3 separate regions of the Mus musculus genome follow, and all the other regions are linked to region 2. A link is a loop called in an ENCODE intact Hi-C map of the cell type or tissue named here. Cell type or tissue: left cerebral cortex. All regions are shown on one strand.

Region 1 (8,000 bases), 180 kb after region 2:
CGGTCCACTGCCCCACACTGAGGGATGGAGTCAACTGGGGAAAATGGAGCAAATGCAGCCCGAGCTCCACGGGAGCCTGTGTGGGGCATGTAATAACATGTGCCCAGGGCCACCAGGTCTGCTGCCCTTCCAAGGGTTCCAGAAATCAAGTTACTGCACAGAATCTCCCTATTTGTACATGTCGGCTCAGCATCTAAGACAAAGGACAAACACTCCAACAAACAGAATGTCACGGCTCCCTGGCTGACCCACTGACCACAGTCACAGCCTCCCCCGATCCAATCCCATCAGCTCACAAAGGCTCGCTGGAGTGTGAACTCCCAGGCTGCAGGACTGACGGTGTTTCTGTGTCTGGTGGTGCCAGGGCTGGCACCGACATGTACGGTCAGACTTTGGGAACATGGGAATGGAAGCCGTTCCCATAAGAAAAGATGCTGGCTCCTGCTTCTCTCTCCCAGCCCTGCTCATAGCCTCTGTTTAGAAACAGTTTCCAGGGCTGCAGAGATGGGTCAGTCACTTGTTATGCGAGCATGAGGATCTGAGTTCAGATCTCCAACAACCAGGGGTGGCGACTTGTCAGTAAGGCCAAGGTGAGTGGTCCCATGGGCCCTGGAGGCCATTGTCCAGCTAGCCTAGATGGACAGAGGGGCCCCAGGTTCCACAAGAGAACCTGCCTCAAAAAAAGAGGAGGTACCGTGACTGAGGAAAACACCAGATCTCAACCTCCCCGTGAGCACATGCAGACACCCACATGAACACACACAATGCAGTTTCCCACCAGGCTTGCTCATGTATGCCTATAATCCCACACCTATAATACAAGGAGGCAGAAACAGGAGGGTGGAGAGGCCATAGCCATCCTGGGCTAATAGGCTGGAGACTAGCCCAGACTACAAAGTCATAGATAGATAGATAGATAGATAGATAGATAGATAGATAGATAGATAGATAGATATAGTTTTACACACACACACACACACACACACACACACACACACACGGAGAGGGAGGTGGAGGAGAGAGATCATTGTTCCTCATTGCACTCCAGCCCCATGGAGCCAGAATCTTAGCAGACAGAGGTTAGAAATCTATATTTATTATTTGTATATGTGTAGATGTTTTACCTGCCTATATGTCTATGTCCTGGGTGCATGCAGTACCCACAGAGGCTAGGGAAGAGCATCAGACCCTCCGGGACTGGAGTGATAGATGGTTGTGAGCCTCCATGTGGGTGCTGGAAACTGAACCCAGGTCCTTTCAAAGAACACCATTGCTGTTCATCACTGAGCCATTTCTCCAGCCTCAGAAATCTATACTTTCAGTAATTTTGAAACTTGTGTGGCAGTCCCTTCAGAAGTTAAACTTGGAGGCCAGAGCCTCTAGGTGCCAGAACTATACAGAGTCTGTGAGGAAGTTAAGAAGTATCTACAAGAAGAAGTGGTATGTGAAAGGTGAATAGCCCAAATGTCCGTCAGGTGGTGCACAGACAGTGTGGTACTGCCCCTCCACCCACCCACCCACCCACCCACTCGGTTATTATGTGGCTTCAAACAAGGAATGAGGTGAAGTAATTTGTATCAACGTATAGATGAATCTTGATTTAAGAAAAAAAAAGTGCATACAAGAAAGAAGCCGTTCATTCCTGGCATGCAACTCCACTTGGTGGCATTTCCAGAATGAGTGCCCAGAGCGCTTACCACCTGCTGAAGAAGGGGACAAGAAGGAATAGCTGCTGATGGAGAAACGGTTCTTCTTGGGAACATAATAAAAACATTCCGGAACCAAATATGGCAATGGTTGCGCAAGCCTGAAATGCACTAAATTCCATGCTGTCAACTGTGTGTGGATTATATTAAAAATAGCCCACTCTCCAGCATCTTACCCGGTGGAGTGTATCCATGCTAGAGAAGATGAAGCAAGAAAGAAAATAAAGAGGACAGAGGGGGAGAGCCAAGAGCTAAGCAGCAGATAGCGCTGGAAGAGAGCCCACAGCCCAGTGGTCTGCGCTCCAGTCAGAGCTGCAGCAGGCGAGTGAGCGCCTGATGCCTGGCTTGTTGACAGAAGGATCCCACGCTCATTCCCCTCCCTTCAGATTTCCCATCTTAACGCCCTGCAGTCTCAGGGACCCTGCCATGACTCTAGGGCTTGGCTGCTCCAGTAGAGCTCATCCAGCTTGCAGAGTCGTGGGTCCGTCCCTGCCTTAGTAACACATAAGCAGACACAGCGATGTACACCTGTAAGCCCAGCACTTTGTGGGTAAAGACAGGAGAAGCAGGAGTTAAAGATCGTCCTCAGCTATGGAGAGAGTCTAGGTCAGCTTGTGATATGCGAGACCTGGTCTAAAAAGAAATTAAACAGAAAACGAAAAGGAACAAACAAAATCCTCCAAGAAGACAGTAACAGTAAAATTCATGCCAAGTTGTTTCTCACTGGCAGAAGGTAGGCAACTGGGAGCCTGGGGAGATGGCTTATCAGATAAGCCTGAGGGCCTGAGTTCAGCAGCTATGTATAAGCTACGGGCACAGTGGTACATGCCTTTGATTTCAGCAGAAGTGGGCAGGTTTCTGTGGGCTTGAGGTCCAGGTCTATATAGTGAATTCCAGGCCAGTCAGGGCTACATAATGAGACCCTCCCCCATCTCAAAAAAAAAAATGCTGGATGTGGCTATGCACCTGCTAAGTCAGGGCTATGAAGGGGCAGAGACAGGAGGACAGGGGTGGAGGGCTGGCAGTAGTCTAGCTTCAGGCTCAATGGGACTGGATCTCACAGGAGTAAAAAGGTAGAGAGATGTAGAGCAGGACACACGGCATGGTCTCCATGCATGCACAGACACATACCCTACATACAACACCACATATACATGCAGATAGAAGATAAAAACAGATACTAATGGCAAAGAAAGTGGGAGCACATATCTGCTAAGAAGTGCTATATCATAGTCGTGATTGGTCACGTGGAGGGACACAGGGAAGAAGGGAGTATCTGGCACTTAGTGGAGAGTGGGGGAGTATAAAGGCCACCTGGGGTGGGGACACTTAGCTCCCTGAGGACAAAACTTTCAACTGACAAACTGGATCAAACTGGATCGTCTCCAGTCTCCTCTCTGACGTCAGTATTCACTGCCAAGGGAAAAATAAGTCAAATGCCAGGGAGGGCCCAGCACATGCCTCCCCAGACCCACAGTCAGCATCTCCAAGACAAGGCCGATCCCACATGCCTCACAGAAGGCGTGTTACCTCAGAGATGAGTGTCTACACCTAACACGCATGATCTCAACCTGACATTGAAGAAAATCTTGGCAAACCCACGCAGGAATCTTTCATAACAGAAATGACCAGTGCCCTCTCAGAGGGTCCAGGTCATGCCAGAGAAGAGCCAAGGCCCTGCCAGAGCAGATCGGAGCTGTGAGCACTGCCTGCTGCCTGAATCCTGGCCTGGATCCCAGAAGGGAAAAGGGCCATTGATAGCAAAGACGGTGAGATCTGAATAAAGTCTGCGCATTCACGGATGGCATCACACCCAGACGATTTCCTTGGTTTGGGTCACGGTGTTCTGATGACATGAGGTGTTAGAGAAGGAAGAAAGGATGGAGAAAGCACTATTGCTGAGTGAAAGTCACTCGCTCTGTAACCTCACTGACTTTCCTCCAGGTCTAAAACTGTTTTGAAATTAAAAAAAAAAAAAAGTCAACATATCCTGCGATTTGAATAAGGGATTTTTAAAATCAGCCGAGCACTGGCTGTTATCTTCGGTATGAGACTGAGTGGTGTTCGCCCCGGGTTCAGGTCCCTCTGCAATCACAGCAGATAACTGGGGCTGGAAAAGGGGTGAGGATCTTTTCAGGTGTAACTAAGCTGTGGTCAAACTGCAGTAGAATGGAACCTGGTGGCAGGTGTCTTTGCAAGAAGGCCTTTGAACACACATGCACAAACTCGGAGACCCCTATGTCAATGGCCACAGAGATCTACAAGCCAAACAACACTGAGCATCTCCGGTAACCAGCAGATGCTATGGTAACCAGCAGATGCTATGGAGAGAACGCTGGCTAGGTTCCTATTGAGAAACTGCAATGGAAGAACCCCCTCGCCTGGATATCATGCTTCCAGCTTCCAGACTGTGAAGGAATACACTTCAGTTGTCTGCAGCACTTGGGATTGTGTTACAGTAGCCCATCTCACCCGTGGTTTTGCTTTCCAAGGTTCAGTTATCTGTAGCTAGATGCAATTCAAAATAGCAAGTGGAATATCCCAGAAATATACACTTGATAGGTTTCAAACATCTTGAGATTTCTAAGTAGGAACATGGAATCTTATCCTGCCCCACTCTCTCAACCTTTGCTCAGAGTATCTACACTGTATACACTACCCACCTGTTAGTTACACCGCTGTTTCTGCCATGGGATTGATTTCCACAGTATCACTAGCCTTATGCTATATGCAGCGTGCCCATACTGTATACTACCTGCCCACTAGGTACTTAGCCATGACTTTTATTAAGTTTACTATCATAATCAGTTTTTAAAGCTTTATTTATTTATTTTATGTGTATGAGTACACTGCCACTCTCTTCAGACACACGAGAAAAGACCATCAGATCCCATTACAGATGGTTGTGAGCCACCATGGGGTTGTTGGGAATTGAACTCAGGACCTCTGGAGTAGCAGTAGCAGTGGTTAAGTTAGTTCTTAACCACTAAGCCATCTCTCCAGCCTCCAGGGCTTATGTTTTATATACTATATCCACACTGTATACAGTACCTTTTAGGCACTTAGCTATCTCTGTCATCTAATCGACTATCATAGTATTATATGTGTACACACACACACACACACATACATACACGTAGTATTATAGGGTCTGTGTTTTCTTCAGTGCAGCCACACTGAGGCACTTAGTTGTCTCATAAACATTATCGTGTCACAGCTTATGTCTAAATAATCTTTGTTTTACTTGATATAGCAATCTTAGTTCATCATTCATTATTGTTGTCTCTTTCTGTATCTAATTTATAAGTTAGACTTTACCACAACTATGTATATAGAGAAGAAGAGTATAGCATTCATAGAGTTCATTATTGTCAGTGGTTTCAGATATTCATGGGAGTCAAGAATCCATCCCTTGAGGATACAAGAGAATTCCTTCCTGTGTTGCATCAGTCCTAGCAGTGTAGCACACTCTTGGTAGCACCCCTCCTGAGGCCCTGTACTCCTACTTGGCCTAGGACGCCCCCTATAGGCCAAGGAGAGGCCCTCCTCACAGCCTGGTTGGCTGAGGAAATCCAACATACTCCTTATATAATGCAACCTCTGAGGTCGGTAGGTGCCAGGACAGTGGTAGGGTTCTCTCCTCTGGCTTTGCCTGGCAAAAGGAAGATAAATGGTTACTACTAACTGTTGTCTTCCAGGAGAAACTGTGCCGTTAGACCTGAATGGGGGGAGGGAGCCATCATGCTCCAGCAGGGGGGCCAGCCTCTGTATGGGAGGCAAGATGGACAGACAAAGGCGCAGGTCCAGCGAAGAGCGCCTGGATCAAGCTGCACCCGAAACGCTCATCGCTTCTGGACTTTTTCGACTTTTCTAGTTTGAGTCAGAGAAGTTTCCTCTTTCTGCTCCCGAGACTGAAAGAGCCCTGTCTCAGGTAGAGCTAAATGCCCAGAGACTGAGCCATCAACAGGCTTAGGACCATCACCATACCTCAGCTCTGTTTCCGTGCTGCCTTCTCTCTTAGGCTGGCTCTGCTTTCCCATCCAAAGATAACGTCTAAAAGTCCGAATCCAGCCGAGCCACTTCCGTGGGAGGAATAGTTCTTTACTGGTCAGCGTTTATCACACCAGTGCTGTGTAACAAGCAGTTCTGAAAGCTCAGTCACTGACTACAATTTTTCTTTTCACTCTCATAAATATGTGGGTCATGGGTCATGCTGAACTCCAAGCTTCAGCTGGCCTTAGTGAACTCTCCGTCCTGAGCCTCCCAGGGGAAGCTGCCATGGCCAATGGGGCAAACGCCCCTCAAAGTGGCAGTCAGGGGGAAATCACGCATGGTGCTTCCTTCGGGTCTGACTGGCTTGTCACTGCTGGACAGTTTCCATAGACAGAAGCAGAACAGACGGCAGAGCCCTTGGTGGCTCAGAGGGGAAGCCTATCTCCCACTGCAAGGACAGCAGGGAGGACCGAAGGGGCCTTTGTCCACAGACAATGTTATCTTTCTCAAGAGAATTTCCTTGAACTAGGTCCCTCAGCTGATGCAGGGTGCCTACCCTCCCTGTTGTGCCTTGGCAAGAGAGAGGTCGGGAGGCTCACAGGGCACCGTAGCCATCATCAATGCAACAGAGCCTTTGTAGGCAGTCAGTCAACAAATTCGTGAACTGCCTAGACTGGCACTCAGTGGCTCTCAAGGCACATGTCCGTCTGCTGAGAAAGTTGGGGAAAGCACAGGTTCCATGTTGGTGGGTCTAAGCAGAGCCTGGAAGTCATTTCTATGAAGACCCCACTGGGTACAAAAAGACCAGATGAGTCTCTCAGCCTTCAAACACTACTTTTGCATCTGCAAAATAGCAATCCACCTGCCATGTAGACTGGCAGGGCTGGGACGTGGGATGCGGTGCATGGCGGCCTAGCCATTGCCCTTCATCCACCCTACGCTCCCCAACTCCCTGCCTCCAGGAAAGAGCTCACAGTCTGGCAAGTATTGCTGCATTTCCCATTAACGGCCCTAAACGCTCCCTGTAATACCGTTGATGTGATCCCCAAGACTCAATTACAGTTATCAGGCAATTAGGCGCACCACAGCGAGGTGATTGCAAAATTAATGCCGGCCCCATCCAGCGGCTTTGGATCTTCCCATGATTCCACCATCCCACATCTGGGAGATGACAGCTGATCTCCCTAGGAGAAAAACTGTTCTTAGGAGAGAACCCTACAGCTGAGAGCCCTCACTTGCTGAGGGGCTGCAGAACAGGTAAAGTAAGGCAAAGGCAAGCAGGCTGAGCTGGGCAGCTGTCCATGCCTTCCTGACTGATATCATCCCCTTTTAGAGAGAGAAACAAGTCCTCCCTGCCTTCAGTTGTTAGGAAAATAGTCTGTGTGTTGCCTCACTGGGTCTCCAGGGGCTCCTGTCTGAGCCTCTGTGTCCTCAGCTGGGAGGGACAGGGATAGTAAGTCATGGCCAGCCTGTGAATTGGACCAGAGGGCAGTATGAAAGGGGATTCGGAGTTTGCTGTGGACAGCTCCATGTCTTAGTGACCATCTGCACCCTCAGGGGACACTTCGCAGGTCTCTGTCCTTGGGTGACCATGGCACAGTCGTGTTTAACCCCCTTTGGGAGACAGAAGTTTGCAGGTATCTGGATGCATAGAAAGGAGAATCAACTTCTGAATGTGGATTTAAGTGAACTTTGACCCGTACTGTTAATGAAAACAAGGCACACACATGCATGCTCACTGGTGACACCTTAGAATCAATCCCCTAGCCTCCAGGCTCAGCCCCACCAGACCCTTTGTAGTTGAGCCTGTGGTTCCACAACTGTCCACAAGACGGCGCTCCCACTCTAGTAGTCCCCGGACCCTAATGCATTGCTATTCAAAACGGAGCCAGGACTTGGTTGTCAAAAGAGAGAAAACGCGGCTGCGGAGGGGAGGGCGAGTGTTCTAGCTCCCACCCAGTGATCCCTGCCCTATTTCTTACAGCGAATTATGGTCTGAAACAGGGAGTCGGGAAAATCTGTAGTCACCATCCTGTTTGGAGCTTAAAGACAAGGGAAGCCAAAGTTATGAAAAGTGAGTTTTCGGGTTTTTCAGACGATCCCTCAGTTACTGACTCTGTGGCCACAAGTAGATTACGTAGCTTCTCTATCCCTCTGTTTCCTCAGTTCCTCCCCAGTTTCTGTGCAAACCCACTTAACATCTACAAGTGTCTATATATTCAGATCACTGGCTGCTTTCCTAATGCAGGTCTCATTTCAGCAGCGACACACACACACACACAGAGGCACACACACATAAGC
Region 2 (8,000 bases):
CTGCTGGCTCTTTGAAAGGAGCTTCATAGCTCTCCCTGCATTCCACCCCTACCCCAGCCTGAGCCAGTGGAAGGACCAGAGAGGTAACAAGGAGGGCTGGCTCCTCAGCCTGATGCCACCACACATGTGACCTTACCTGCCCCACAGAGCCCAGGCAGTTCCTCCAGCTCTGCATGGGACCAACCACTTGCCCTCCCCACTCTGTGGCCTTGAGACCCACACACGTGGAGATGTGTGGGACTCTTCACAGAATGCACTGGGGGAGGGGGTAAGATCAGACAGTGTGTGTTGTATTTAGTAGTTTCTGTGGAAAATAAAAGACCCTTTGAGTTTTTGCCCAGTGGCTGCCAACAATAAGTACTTATTTTCTGAGTGTATACATGTATGTATGGTGTATGTATTTATTGCATGCACATGAACATATGGTGCTTACAGTAGGATGATGGGTGCCTTCCTCTATACCTCTCTATCTTATGGCCTTGAGAGATAGGGTCTTTCACTGAACTGCAAACTCACCTTTCCCACTAATCTGGCCAACTACCTCTTTTCTGACTGAGCCATGTCTCTAGCTCCCAAACACTTATCTTTGAATGCAGAGGTCTTACAAGTATCTTGTGATCTATGCCAGCTTCTTCCAGGCATCTCTACTTCAGGATACAGACTCTGTACTCATGTGGGGATCCACAAAGGGGCTGACCACCTCATGATGAGGTCGCTGTATTAATCCATACAGCCTCTCCAGGTTTGGGCTCCACACTTGGCCAATATCAATCTCACCTACTTTCGGTTGGCCAAGCCAAGTCACTCGACTTGGATCCTGCAATGGGGCAAGGGTGAAGGCGTGGGCTCAGGGGAGAGGGAAGCAGCTATCTGCTGGGCAGAAATCCAGTCTATCAGAGCTTGTAAAGCCTTGGCACCATGCCTGTCTGTGACAGAACTCCGAATATGAATTCCTTTTCATACAACATTGCAACATTATTATGTTTTACGGCTCAGATTAATTCATTATAATTCACTGTAATAGCATCAGCCTTTTGGCTGATCGCACACGCCTTACTGTCCGGCTCCTGTGGGCCATGAGGTATCACACATGAATCAGCTCTCCCCTGATTCAGAAGCTTAATGCCTTTAAGCTTTTAAACTTTAATTATCTTGATGAAATTGTTTGTGGGGGTGTTTCACACCTTCCTACCTTTTTAACTAGAGCCCGCTGAGTGCCACTGAGCCCTTCACATTGATAGACTGGGGCCTCGGTGATGGGACCTGCCCAGGTTCTCTGCTGGCACACGGAGATGCTAAACCTGGTCTGTGCAGCACTGACTGGCCCAGCAGGGCACTCTTTACATTATGTCTACAACAAGTGGCCAGAGGACATCTGTCCTCTATGGATCTGCTTGTCAGGATCAGAAATGAAGAACCACAGACTCTGGCTAAACCCATTTTGGCCTCCCTAAAATCTGTTCTGATGGTTGCAGGGGTGGATTTTTTTCTAACAGACTATTCTAGTGGGTCTAATCTGAGTGTAGCTTCAGGAGCTCACGGTGCTCAAAGCACTTGAGAAGCAGTTAACCTACTCATCCTTCCCTGTGAGAGAGCCCGGTGGAAGTTTCACAGTAGCTGAGGAACTTCCCTTATCCCAGCCCCTCACCCTGCTTCCTTTTCTTTAGCCTTCATCTGCCCCTTCACACCCTTTCTCCAGAGTCCTTCTCTTTTCTGCCCATTTTGCTCCATCCTGCCTCCTCCTGTTCCCTCCCTCTTCTTTTCTTACTGTGGATAGAAGAGGCGTACCAACATTTAAACACATTCTAAAATAACTGGCTCATTCCTTCTGGTGCTGCTAGGCACCTCCTTCATCTTAAATTGCTTTGGGAACATGGGGGTGGTGGTGGAGCTCAGTTGGTAGAGTGCTTGCCTAGCCTGCAGAGAGTCCTGAGTTCGGTCTCCAGAATCACAGAAACTGGGTGTGGTAGTGCACACCTGTAATCCCAACACTCCAGCGGTGACAACAGGATGATCAGACGTTCAACATCATTCTTAGCCTTATAGCAAATTTGGGGCCAGCCTGAACCACATGAGACCCTACCTTAAAAGTGGAAATAAATTTTTAAAAAATCAAATCACAACTTGCTTCTGAAAACACTTGGGTTCTTGTCAGTCAACCTGTGGCTGTCTACCCCAACCCTTGGAGGTTAATTAAGTAAGCTCAGATGTCTTTCCAAATGTGCTAGGGATCACCTAGCTGTTCTGTGGAGGAGCTACGGCCTTGTGGAGCTGTCCTGGGTGCTGAAATGTTTCTCCTGCTCTGTTCTGCAAGCCATTGAAAGCGGTTGCTTTTCCTGCCCAGTCTTCTGAGCTGTTTAAAGTGGATACCAGAGCTTTTCGTTTCAGTTCTGTAACCTCATTGCTATGCCAGTGACAGATGTCTGTCTGCTTCGCTGGCCAGGATTTTTTTGGAAGGTGTTTAGGCCAAGAACAGTTGTCTATGGAAATAACCTCCAGGCTGTGACAAGCTAGCTCCTGAATTGGTTGCACAGAGACCTACGGCAGGGAGGAACCAAACTGACCAGTACCATGGTCTTACCTATACCCTCCACTTGCTAGATGCAGGATATTGGGATGGGCAATGTCTGTCCTATTCTGGACTCCAAAACCCACTTGGTAATGTGATCTACAAGATGGCAATCAACTCTCACGGGGGCATCTATAATTGTAAGGCCAGTTGGGGGGAGATGATAAAGTGGAGATAATGGTAAAGAGCCCTTTACAAAGAGTCAGGAGCTGTGCTTCATAACCTGCCACCAAAAGTTGTGTCATCTGGTGCCATGCTTTGACCTTCATCCCCAGACCTTCGAGAGGCTGGAAAGTCTAAAATCAAGCAGGCTTGTCTGGTGACACCTGCACTCCTCTTACAAGATGGTGTTTGAGGCTTCATCATTGGAGTGGGGTTACCATCTTGTGCTATCATGAGAAATGCAGAAGAGAAAGAGAACCCTGTGCCTCATGGAGCCTCTTCTAGGAGGAAGACTCCTTACTATATAGCCCAGGCTGGCCTCAAACTTTTGCCAACCCTTCAATCCCAGCTAATTGAGAAGACTGTCATGTTGGCTATTAAGTATCAATACCTGAACTTTGGAGGTGAGACATTTAAACCATAAAGGGATAAAGCAGGAGAAAGGGATCGCTTGCTCTCCTGCCAACTCCCTGCTGCTGCCCAGGGCTTCTGAGACAGGCTCTGCCCCCTTGGAACGAATGGTCCGGGTATAACAGACTAGAAAAGAGAGGAAGGAAAAGTGCCTTTCCCAAGGCAAACAAGCAAATAGCCTTTCCCATGCTTTCCTGACACTGGGAGATTTAAATGCAAAATGTCCCTGACGAACACCTGCATTTGAACATGCTGGCTAGTGGTGCTGTTTGGGGGGACTTGTGGAGCTTTTAGGAGGTGAGAACCTAGCTAAAGGTAGTCGGTGACCAGGAAGCAGGCTTTATAGGTTATGTCTCTGGCATTGTTTCCAGCCTGGATTCTGTTTTGATTCTCCCTCATCTAATCCGTATTCATTTATTCATTCATTTATTTTGAGATAGGATCTCTCAAGGTCCAAGTTGGCTTCGAGTTTATTACATAACAGGAGGAGCTTAGGCTTCTGTTTTTCCTACCCCCACCTCCAGAGTGCAGGAGTGTGCAGGACAGACTGGCCTTTACAGCCAGTTTGTATGTGGTGGTGAGGATCAAGTCCATGCTAAACAAGCACACCACCCACTGAGCCACACCCCTATGCCACCACTGATCACTCTACAGTCAAATTACCAGTATGCCCTCATAATGGCTGACCTCCCCGGAGCAGGGACTCTGTGACAGGCACAATCACATGCTTCTCCTCCCTGAAGCCCAAGGAGGGAAGGACTGATATTAGTGCACGCTAGTGGCTAAGGCTGCTAACTCTGAAGCTGGTACGCAACTAACCACCCCAAGGTCAAGGGCTAAAATTCCATAGCTATATTCTCTCCATGTCTATGGCCCTTGCTCATGCTGGCAGCTATTATGCTGTCCTAACTTTTCCCCTTAAGTATAGTTATATATGTATTTCATGCCTCTCTCTCTCTCTCTCTCTCTCTCTCTCTCTCTCTCTCTCTCTCTCTCTGTGTGTGTGTGTGTGTGTGTGTGTGTGTGTGTGTGTGTGTGTGTGTGTGTGTGTTTGGCGGTCAGAGGGCGACTTGTGATTCTCTCCTTCCACTATTTGGGTCACTGTAGTCTCCCCTCCCCCAGCCTGAAACCTCCCGACAGGAGGCCGAAGACTAGCCTCAGCTTTACAATTTGCATTTGAATAAAGTACCTGGACTTCCCCAAAAGAAGTTCTGCTTTCCTACTTTCTCACTGTCGAGATTTTGTCTTTCAAGCAGGTAAATCAACATTCTCGAGCCGGACCAGCAGATGTGCATCCCCGCCCCCCTAGAGCACACAGGTGGCAGCTGTTATCTCCATTCTCAGGACATTTCCAGCACGTGGCTTTCAGTCTGAGCTAAAAATTAGGTTTACCAAGAGGGCTAGAAAAGTAGCTATTTCTATATTAATAAAGATTGGTTTTTATTTTGATAGACAGGCTTGGTCCCTTAGCTGACCTCTGGCTTTTCACCCTTGCTGTTACTGCAATGTGTCCTTAGCTCCTTAGGCTGTGAAAAAAACAGGGATGAAGAGGAACGACTTCCAGCTCCTATTTTAGCCACAAATCGTGGTGTTACTAATGACATAATTATTGCTGAGGCCTTGCTAAATCTGAGGTTGATAATTCTCCTTTAGGAGCTGCACAGCACTCAGAACTGTACATACTGGTTTGTGATCGTACAAATTCAGTATGGGTATCGCTTGGTGCAGAGAGCTACTGCAGGGGAAGGTCCAGCTTGACCATTTCTGAGTTTCCTGTGAGATAAACCCGGTTTGAAAGAGGTTGGTATCAAATTTTGGCTAAAAACCAAAAATATTTTCGGCTCTGCCTCCCCTCCCCAAAAGATACTGAGAGCCACAGGTGTGGGTCTTAACAGTACCCACGGGAGGAATCGGGTCAATGTCCACCCAAGCCAAGGTTAAAAGCCCACTCATCTATGGATGAGAAAATCATTTGATCACCTCAGTTAAGCGTTGCCGTATTTAACTTAATTAATAGGGGGGGAGAGAGATTGGAGACCGTACTATTGAAAGGGCAAGCCCTTCACTGTCTCCCACCCAAATAAAAAAGCCAATTGGCCTTGTACTACAGAACCCCTTCTCCCTGTTTCCCACCTATCATCCAAAAATGCGGAGGAATATCAACTTAGTGTTATTCTTATTATAGTGTATTTCAAATTTGTTCAGTCAAACTTAGCCAGAGTTCCAACGCCCTACTTAAAATTCAACTAGAAAGTTACCTACCAAGTACTAATTAGCATCATAAAGTCAGAGCCTGCAGCTCCAGGCTTTTCAGTTAGTTGTTTACTAAGATAAGAAAGGACAGTCTTAAGCCAGATACAGTTTACCATAAGAAAAGTTAAAGAATCCCAGGGAAGCAGGTTTTTTCTTTAGCCCTAGATTCCAGGCAGAACTATTGAGCATAGATAATTTTTCCCCTCTCAGGCCAGCTTTTTCTTTTTTTTTAATTTTGTTAATAAAAGGGAGGAAATGTAGTCTCCCCTCCCCCAGCCTGAAACCTGCTTGCTCAGGGGTGGAGCTTCCTGCTCATTCGTTCTGCCACGCCCACTGCTGGAACCTGCGGAGCCACACACGTGCACCTTTCTACTGGACCAGAGATTATTCGGCGGGAATCGGGTACCCTCCCCCTTCCTTCATAACTAGTGTCGCAACAATAAAATTTGAGCTTTGATCAGAATAACTGTCTTGGCTACATTTCTTTCTCTCGCCACCTAGCCCCTCTTCTCTTCCAGGTTTCCAAAATGCCTTTCCAGGCTAGAACCCAGGTTGTGGTCTGCTGGCCAGACACAACAGGTCACAGGGACCAAATTCAGATCATCAGGCTTGATGACAAGTGTCTTTACCAGCTGAGCCATCTCTCCTTCCCTGGCATTCTTTTAACAAGGACTAGAAGGCAGCGAGAGGCAGCTCTGCCTTCCTCTTGGCACTGGCTTCAGGTCATTCCAGGCAGCCCTAGGGCACCAGGACAGCACCAAGTTGCACATGGGGCAGGAGAGCAGCTATGGCCAGGCTGCCCGTGGAGTCCTGGAGCTCTGCCCGAGCATTAACAGCCATGCTGAGTGCATGCACCCCTCCAGTGAAGCAGCCTACCAGGGGCTTCCAGGACTCAGGCTGGAGAGCTCCGGGCAGATTTATCCTCCCAGAGGTCAGACAGCAGCTGTATTTCACCACAGGGCCGGCGAAGGCCCTCAGAGCCCAGAATTATGTTTCTATCAAATATCCATTTGTATGGTTTATGGGCTCCTGATGACCTGAAGCCACTGGATCTTGCCAGACACAAGCTCTCATGCCCGTGTGTTCTTGTACTCTCTGTGGACGGTCCACTGCATGTAGGAAAAAGATGGGGATACCCTGTGTCCTCATTTAGATCTGTTCCCTCACTAGGTCACTCCAGTATGCCAAGATTAGAAGCAACAAGGTCAAAAACTTTCAGTGACTTCCCCAAAGCTGAGCAGACCCTACAGATGTCACCCAGGGGTGCTGATTGTCATGCTGCAGCCTTCCCTGAAGGACTGTCCTTGACTGACTGCAGATGCTGCATTCAGAGGCCATAGGAGGTCACCCCAGACTCAAGGCAGCCAGGGCCCTGTGACTAAGCAAGGATGTTATCACAGTTCCTGCCTTAACTGTCTGCAGAGCAGGCCAAGGCCCAGCTGCTGCTGTTAAGCTCACACCACTCCCTGCCTGCTGTTCCCCTGTCCTGCACCCCTTCCCTGAGCACCCCCTCCCAGTCCCAACAAAACAACCATCTCAGCTCAGCTTCTCGGAAACCCAACCCAGACCATAGAACCCCTGGTTTTTTTCATTCCTGCTGGCCAGTTTTCTGAAATGCTTCTGGCAGGAATGTTAGGGGACAGTTACCTCTTAGACCCTGGGGGACACTTCCTCAGCAATGTCAGGGGAGGCCGGATAGCAGTTTCTACCTTTGCTGTCACCGGTCATTACTGGGTGTCCCCCAACAGGACTGCAATGCCTGTGGATTGGTAAAGGGCATGGAGATAAACCACTCTAGAGACAGCTTCAGGGGACAGCATCTGCTTTATTGTACACGAGCAACTACTTACATTGTGGAAGCCTACTGTCTGTGATTGGTCAGCACATTACCTTCCACTGGATGGAGAACGCCAGGGTCGCTATGCAAAATAACATAGAGAATGGAGACCCATTCACAGGCCAGCTACTGGCTACTCATGCTACTTCAGCATCCAGTGCTCTGACTTCTGGGACTACTCAGGAGCATGGTGTGCCATGCTTCTTCCTTATATGTGCAGTGCTCCAAGTAGGCTGACTGTGGGGCATGTCTGCATTTTCTTCCCTACGTACCTTGTTACCCATATGAGCAGGAAGTGACTTGTCTACAACCAAAGATGGTTGGGAAGCTCAGTCATGAGGCACAGGCCTGACTCCTAATCCCAGGTTCTGTTTGGTACATTCAGTTTGTCCTCACAGGAGCCTGGGTAGCCCAAGGAGTGACAAGATGTAAGAGTGCCTTGCCTTTGGCAACCTCCCAGGATCTTCTGCCAGAGCTCACAGACCCTCCTCCAGGTATACAACTCAGACTCCTGCTCTTTTGGGCCACCCTAGTCCCTCTGGGGTTTCTTCTTCTCCCTCTTTACCTCCCCACTATGGCTGTAAGCATTCCTGAAGTCCAGAGCCACAGATCACTACTGATGTCCACACAGTGACACTTTCCTTAGCAAAGAAAACTCTGAGCTTTCAAGGACACAGGTGGGAAAGAGTCCCCTCCAAGCTTGACTGCGTCCTGTGTGGATGCCTCGCTCTGATTAATGTCACCTCACTTTCTTAACCTCCAAAGACA
Region 3 (8,000 bases), 60 kb after region 2:
CAGGTTCAGCAAGCCACACATGCGCACACAGTCCCCCTCCTCCAGGATCAGGTCAGAGGACCCTGGAGGGTCACACACTGGACGGGAGCAAAGGACCCTGCTGGCCCCTCTGCGGAAGACCCTGTTGGTGGTGTGGTTGACTGGAGGTGGCTTGATGTAGTTCTCCAGAAAGTAGAGATCACAATCATAAAGGCTCCTCAGCAGGTCCCGGCTGGCACCTAGCATGACCCTGCGATCTGCGGGGCTCTTGCCCTGGGTGAACCGGGGGATGAGCGTGTTTTGGACGTGATAGAGCGGCTCGAACAGGTAGAAGACATCCATGTGCTGGTTGAAGAGCTGGCCCACAAAGGAAGAGCCACTGCGTGTGGTGGCCAGGATCAGGACGTGGGTCTTCCTGGAGAGGTTGTAGGAGAAGGTAGGGCCCTCCTCACACAGCCGCTCTGCCAAGCCAGTATCTGTCAGCCCAGGGCAAGTGTGGAAAGACTTGGCGGTGAAAGTGCGGATGGCTGTGTACTGGATGGCAATGGAGGCCAGGGCGAGGAGGAGGACAGCCTTCCAAGAACATTGCATGGCTGGGCACCGTCATGGGGCTGTTGCTCCAAGGCACCGGGTCTGTGGACAGGAGACAGGCAAGGGTAGGTGCTTCACACAGCCAAGAGCCACCACGGGGTCCAGGAAAACACCCAGTGTTCACACATCCCGTGAGACCTACAATACCTAGGCACTTGTCATTTTCTTGGTGACTCCCGGGAGCTTCAGAGAGCTAAACAGACCGACTCCCTGGACCCCAAGAGCTAAGAGAGTTGTGGTTGCAGAGGCCTCCCTGTTGAGCTCTGGTTTTCCTAGCCCAGCCTGCTTACTGTGTCAAAACCCAACTCTCCCAGCTTCCACACTTGGTGGGGCCAGAGGATGGCTCATGCCACACCCCGACACTGCCTGCGATCCCTGCCAGCATCTTCTAGTCCCACAGGCTGATACTCACCCACCCCCCACCCCAGACAATGATCTTTTTCTCTGTCTTCCTCTAACCCTTAAAGGAAAGATGCACACCAAATTCCCCTCCCCAAACACAAATCCGGGAGAGCAGAGACCCCTGTGCTCCATGAATTCTGACTTGACAGCAGAATCCAGCTGGGCCAGGAACTGTCCACGGTGGGTAGACCATGGCCTTGCTACCTTGCAAATGAGGGCACCCAGCTGCCTCCAGATGCCCAGTTACCTAGGCACCTGCAGTGTTATAAGTCAAATGGCCTAGCGCAAGGGCAGGGCCCAGAGGCTACTGGGATGGATCTCTCTGCATAGGACTCAGGGCTTGTTTCTGGCCCCAAGCTACTCCCCCAGCCCTTCAGTCCACAAAAGTGGAGGAGGGGGAGGGAGGAACCACAGGAAAATAGAAAAGGAAAGCCTATCCCATGGGCTCACAACAAGCAAGTCCCAAGCTTGTCACAAGGTAGGCCAGGGGATGCTGCCTCAGCCACCAGGTCCCGAGAGATGCCAGGGCTGCTTCCAGACTCAGTGCCAAGGACCTCAACACCTCCCAAAGAAGGACTGCTGTAAGGCGGACCAGTGATCTGCACAGCCCCGAGGCCAACAGGCTGTGGAGGCAGCAGGCAGGTTGGCTTGGGCACCAGTTCCTCTCTCCTTGCCCTTCTTCTGTGTCCCACAGTCTGCCCCCAGGCTATGACACGTGACTTTGCCTGCTCTCCACATTGACACTGTCTCGGGCGCTCCAGCCGACCTATCCTCACCCCTGAGCCGTGAAGCCCTAACTTTCAAGCTACAGCTTGCATATCCCACCCTTAACAAGCCATGCTCCTTCTGACCATCCCAGGGCTCCTGTGGGCAGGAGCCGGCTAGCATGTGCGCCCAAGTGTCTCAGGCGAGAAGCCCACGTGGGTCCTGTATTAGAAAGTCGTGGAAACAAGCCTCACCTTCTGGAATTCAACTGGTCCTGTGATGGAAGTGAGTCACCTCAGGCCTTCAGGTGGAGAAGGTAGCTCCAAAGGGACAGCTGGGGACAGGGGTCTTCTTCCAACCATATGCAGCACACACAGCAGTTACCTGAAAGCCAAAGGCAAACTTTACCAAGCCCAATAAAACACCAAAGCCAGTACAACTTCAGGTAATACCTACTAAGTGCTTGCACAGGGCTAAGGCCTTTAGCCAAACAAACAGATTCACTCTGTAAGCAGGTATAACCCACATCACGGGTAGCAGTGCCTGCTGGGGCCTATGACCTGCTTCAACCCCCATCTGGAGCCTGTATACCTCCCCTCTAAGACACATCTCATGCTTAAGCACACTTGGCCTTCAAACATGCACGTGATTCTGTCCCAGGCCACCCACAAACCAGCACAGGAGGGGCAAGGATAGGAGCAGGTAAGTTTATGAGTTCTGAGTCACAGACTGCATTTTATCCTTTTTGCCATGAGGTCCATGTATTGGTTGGCTCGTGGCTCGTGTGTAAGTTCATGGCTGGTGTGTAAGCTCGCATCCTTTGTATACATCCCTCCCACAATCTGCTGTGTTTCCTGGCTACTCTAGGAGACAAGTGAACCCCTGTCTCCCAAGCAAATAAGCATTGCCATCTTGGGCACCCTGTCATCCCTTACAAACTGTTCTGGTAGGGCAGGAGCCCACCCACTTCCATTGCTCAAATGGAGAATTTAAAGATCAGTCTATGGCTCACATGTGAGAAACATCAGGGGCCTGGGTCCTTCTGGATCAGGCTCAGACCTGTGCTCTCATCCCTTTACCATTGGCTCATTGTCCCCAGGAAGAATGGGGAGCTGCAGGCTCTGCTAGCCTGGGGAAATGCACAGGGTCTGAGCCAAAATGGCCATGCCTACCAGTGTTTGGACTCTGAGGCTCCTATTTAAAATGTAAAAAGCCATACTATGTGCAGAAATCAGCACCGAGTCACCACCAAGAGACAGTTAATAGGGCAAGCGGTCCAGTCCAGATTTTTAGTAAGAGTCTCTCAGTGTGTTCAAAGTCACACAATCTGGACCACACCCATCCTAACCCCTGTGGCAGAGGCCTCTGCCCCGTGGAGGGAAGGCTGAGAGTAATGGGGAGCCCTCTCTACTCAAATCCCAGGTCCCTGACAAGTGCCTCAAGGAATACCAGCCCCCTTGCTTCAGTTGTGAGGTCACTAAACTCAGCTGTGTTTCTTCATAGATGTCTACCAGCAGTCCAGACCAACAGGCACTAACCAAAAACTACATAGGAATTGATACCAAGGAAAGTCAGCACTCCCAAGGGGCTCCCAGTCTCCCACCCTCAGGCTCAGGTACACTGCCTCAACCCCAACCTCAAAGCTAGTATGTCAGCACTTCACAACCCACAGCAGGGAAAAAAGTTGAGGCTCTTTGGGTACAACAGCTTTTCCAAGTCCATGCCCCAAGAAGCGGGGAGAGACAAGATCCCAGCTCAGGCTAGGTGCTCTCCAAGTCATTTTCAAATCTCTTGGCTGGATCTGCTCCTGGCCCATCTCTTACTTCATTCCCTTTGGTTTGCATCAAAACAGCTTTTCTTGACCCTTAGGCCTGCAATTCCAACTTTAAAGACAGAATTACACAATGAGTGTTTCTTCAGAGGAGGGCCTTCCATCTTGCCCAGAAGGGAACAGATGGTTCGAGCTCTTTCTCCCAGTTTCCCTTCCACCCTGAAGAAACTCAAAGCCAGGCCTAAGGTGAGGGGACTCCTCAAGCTTCAGAGGGTACACTGTGGTCACCAGCTTGCAGCCTGGCTGAGTGCCATGTGCCCACCTTCCAGGAGGGCAAAGCCAGAGCATGAGAACAGGAAGGAGGATGTTGGAGCCCCTGAAAGTGCTCTGCTCTCCTGCCAGCCTGGCACAGCCAAGCCCAGAGCTGGCCAAGGGTCCTTGGTATGCTGGAGGCATCTGCCCTGGAAACCAAAGGCCCTGGAACCAGGTCCTCTGGTTCCCAGGCAAACCTTGGCCTCTGCAAGAGATTTCTCAATGCCCTGGTCCTCCCAAGCCAGACTTGGGGGCCCACGACCCTTCCTGGGCTTCTGTTATGGCCTCCCTCATTACTGGATCAAACCTTGGGCATAGGAGCCCAGAATCCCACCTTTTTGTTAGAAGACAGAGGACCTGGTGGCCAGCCTGGAGATGGCTTGGACTGCAGCTCTGTGGTCAGGTTGGGAGTGGAGAATGCTATACAGGGAAGCTCCAATCTGCAACTAAGGGCTCAAGCCTGCAGGTCAGAGGCTAAGCACACACTGGCTAGGCACCAGTTGGGCCTGAGCTTCACTTCCCCTGTCTATAAAGGTGGCCTAACCAGATCATTGTTTGCTAACTGACTTGATGCACTTATTCATGCCCAGCATTAGGACAAGATTCTGCTTTGTGTTTGACAAGTGACCTCTGACAACCTCTGACACCAGCCCCATGGAGCAACCCAGCTCCATTGTTTACCTGCTGGGAACCTTGCCTAGATTTCTGAATTTTGCTTTATGTCTTAGGGAAGCACCTCAGAACTAGTTACCTGTTACCCTTAGAGTCTGTTCTAACAGAGAGAGACCTCTGTAGGGCTTTACCCACCACTCCTCCTTCCCAAACCACTTGCCCTGCTAGAATTTTCTGTGCTAGGCTATTGTGATGGTATTTCTGCTTCCCTCTAGTGGCTAGAACTGGTAGTACAGCCTCCTAGCTCTCATCTTCTTACTGTGTGAGGAAGCCAAAGGTGCCACGGTGGGTGGAAGTATGATGCTGCAGATTGCAGTGAAGAGGGATGGTGGCTTCTGAGCCACGGAGATACTCTTCCTCAGCTGCACACCAAGAGGCAAGCAGCAATAGGCAGTCTGGCTTTACCCCTGCACGGCCCTCACGCTGCCCAGACTGAAGAAGCAGTGTTGAACAGAACACCACTAACAGGAGTGGCCTGCAGCTTCTGCCTGTCCCTAGATTGAGTGACACTGTGTGTCAAGACCTAAAGCTCTTTGTACCTGGGGTTTTCCTCCAAAACACTAACAAGGACCTCTCTGCCTTTGGAAGGACCTGCCCCATGTTCAGGGCCAGTTAAGGCTAAGTCCACCCCAGACAGAGGGAAGCCCTGTGAACTGTGGGAAAGCTCAAAGTCACTCTCCAGAAGAAATCAGTGCTCCCGTGTCTCTGCCATGCCCCACCAACCACCAGACCCAGCCTGATTCCCCATCTGACACTGTCCTCATAGGCCCAAGGACCCAAGGGCTCTGCCCTTCACCAAGTCCCTCTTGCCACCCTATGGGAATCTCAGCAAACCACAGCGAGGCAGTTTACCTTCCCTGTTCCACAGGCTCCTTGGAAACACAGTCCGTCTTCCCAGAAAATGCTTCCTGTGCCCAATTTTGCACACACAATTTGGAATCGTTTTGAAGCTCCTGAAGGGAGGGTGCAGGCTACTGCTCTACTCCACAGAACCTGGGCTCCCTCGTTCCTGACGCTATCATCCTGGGGCTGTCTTTCTGAACGAGGCAGACGATGCTTATGGAAACGAGCCAAAAGCAAACAAAGAAAACCACGTCAAGGAAAACCACAAAGCACGTGTGTCCAACTGTGCACACAACGCATGAACGGCCCCTGGAACCTTATGCACTATGCTAGTATGGCTGCCTGGGAGAAGAGGACCCAAGAGCCTATAAAGCAGTGGGCACAGTCTGCAATGAGCTTTAAGTTTATTTTCTGTGGAAATACAGTGACCATGTACCCATGGAGAGCTGGAGAGGTGTCTGAGGACAGGGTTGGTGACTGAGAACCATCCCTGTCACCTCACCCCAGCCTTGAGGCTTTCTTCTTCACCCCAATGACACTGCTTACCAGCCTTTCTCTCCACCCCACCCCCCTACCCCCAACTTTCAACACATCTTGTCAAGACTTCCTTGTCTTAGCACCAAGCATTAGCCCTGCTCAGGTGGACGTGAGGACCTGTGATTGGCTGCAGACTGCTGAGGTGGCCTCAGAGGGAGCTGGGAGTTGTGCAGGGAGTGGCTGAGGCTAAGCTTGCACAGGTGGCTTCTTTCTTCAAAATGCTCTTAAAGCGGCATGGGGAGCAGGGAACAGAGAGCCGGGGGAACATGAAGCTGAACATCCACTACCTGAGCAAACCCAGGACACAGAGATTCCAAGGCACCAGCATACTATGCAGACATCCAAGCAGGGGACAGAGGACTTGGGCAGGGAAGAAGTTAGCTAGATGGTAGCCTCGGGGAAACCACACGTTTTAACCTGCTTAGCCAGCCCTGACCCACCCACCATCGATGTTTATTTAGTTAAAGGCTAAAGAAACAGAAGAGCCAGGGGATTATATCCTCTCAAGTGAAACTCGGCCATGAAAATGAGGCAACAAGAACACAGGATTGTGAAAGCCTAAAAGAAGGGGCTGGGTCAGCTCTAATTGCCAATGTGTAGGCTTATGGGATAGAGCTTCCTGGCAGCCAATGAGAAAAGGGAAATAACTCAGTTACATGTTCCACAAGAGCCAAGAGATAGCAGTAAAGCATATGACCAAAAGACATCTGGCTGATTGATAGGGGCTGGGGTCACGAGATCTCCCAAGACGTCTCCAAAGCCACACAGCACCATGAACCCAAGATCCCACACAACCCACAAAAACCAAGGACCACTGAGTTCCCTGTGGCCGTGTGCTGGGGCAGCCTTCAGAATTAGCAGTCTGAAGAACACAGAGTGACCGTGCAGGAATGGTGACCAATCCAGGGAACACTGGAAGCAAAGAGCTTCCCCCTTGGTAACATGGCCGTGTCCACGTTAACCTCAGTAAGGTCTACAGGATCTGCATGACACAGCAAGGTGTTCGGCGAGCGACCTCTGGAGTTCTTAGACACAACCAGACCCTCTTTTGAACATCCCCAGAATGCAAGGCAGACCCAATCATACTGTCGCTAATCCTTTATCTTTTCACCGTAGGCAGAGCCGCCTGACGCGCTGAATGACATCTCCGGGCAGGTCATTCTAGTGACCATGACACTGGCACTAACACTTGTCACAAGCCCCTTTGTAAAGTAGGTAGGCACCAGAGGAAAGACCTGCACAGGGAGACTGGGTGAGACCCTCACTCCAGCTGTCTGATGGCTCAGAAGTTTGGAACAAGACTCTCAACCTCTACTGGCCTCTGTTGCTCTGAGGTACGAAATGAAAGAAAACAGAGCGATCACAGCCGGAAGCAAGAAGCTGGAAGCAGAGGGTGGAGCAGCTCAGCACAACCTGGGTACAGGCAAGACTCATGGAGGGGTGTCCACTGGTGTGAGCTCAGGGGCTAGCCTAGACCACAACAATCCTCGGAAAGGCTCACGGGTGTGGCTTGAGTCCCACCCGCAGGACCCTCAGCTTTCAGGAAAGGAAGCAACTCCTGTCAGGTGTCTGGTAGCCTGGGAGCAAAGCCTGCTGTGGGGTGAGTGACCATCCTCCTGTGCTGACACAAGGGCCTAGTGGACAGGAACCTGAGAGGAGAGATGAGTCAGAAGGCTGGTCCCTGTCTCAGCCGGGCCAGCCTGTGGGAGACGGAACTACTGCCCCAGCACTAGACGGGAAGGCCCTGGTTTCCTGCCCCCTCCCCCCCTCCTCAGCACAGCCATAGCCTGTCCAGTCAGAGTAATACTGAGGCCCCACCCATTGGATCCCGGCTTGGTCTGGGCTTCAGTCATCCACCCAAATCCACAGATGAAAAACTATCAACAGGAGCCTGAGCAGCCGCAGCCATTGCCCAGCTGGCAGCTGGCAGAGGGACCCCCTGTGCCTTCGTCCTTAGATCCTGGTCTCCAGCCACCTGTATGAGGCCCAACTGCCCTGTGTGTGCAAGAGATGGGGTTGAGATAGTGAGAGAGGATGGGGCACCTCTCAGGTGGGATGGAGCCGACCCAGAAATGACTATGGACCAAAAAAACCACAAAGAGGGGTTCTCCCTCATGCGGAGCAGAAAGGCCAAAACAAGTGGGAAGCAAATTCAGAAAAACAAACAAACAAACAAACAAAAAAAAAC

What was found. A loop is a pair of places that touch in the nucleus more often than their neighbours do. Peaks named below come from ENCODE experiments on the same cell type or tissue, not always from the same donor. Only the 100,000 strongest peaks of a DNase experiment are listed, where the experiment ranks them.
Region 1: it touches region 2 in a loop (2.8-fold over the local background); 2 of 42 quality-filtered maps call a loop at or near these places.
Region 3: a loop joins it to region 2, with 2.6 times the contacts of the local background. A loop is called at or near these places in 4 of 42 quality-filtered maps.

What each region holds. Positions count from the first base shown.
Region 1 is chr2:92,486,132-92,494,131 of GRCm38, reverse strand. No RefSeq gene overlaps it. Among named protein-coding and RNA genes, the nearest start is that of Slc35c1, 30 kb to the right of the region's middle. In left cerebral cortex, CTCF peaks have their summits at 5,237 (motif pointing left) and 7,520 (motif pointing right); DNase peaks (open chromatin) are centred at 1,851, 3,351, 4,064 and 7,543; H3K27ac peaks cover 1,684 bases.
Region 2 is chr2:92,666,158-92,674,157 of GRCm38, reverse strand. No RefSeq gene overlaps it. Among named protein-coding and RNA genes, the nearest start is that of Chst1, 70 kb to the right of the region's middle. In left cerebral cortex, no CTCF peak of the experiment used is centred here; DNase peaks (open chromatin) are centred at 905, 1,826, 2,357 and 3,550; H3K27ac peaks cover 3,963 bases.
Region 3 is chr2:92,605,755-92,613,754 of GRCm38, reverse strand. It overlaps Chst1 (carbohydrate sulfotransferase 1), which reads right to left. Exons shown (of 3, transcript NM_023850.2): 2 at 1,932-2,061; 3 at 1-612. The coding sequence starts at 570. Among named protein-coding and RNA genes, the nearest start is that of Chst1, 10 kb to the right of the region's middle. In left cerebral cortex, a CTCF peak has its summit at 4,661 (motif pointing left); DNase peaks (open chromatin) are centred at 3,807, 4,680, 5,301, 7,560 and 1 more place; H3K27ac peaks cover 5,959 bases.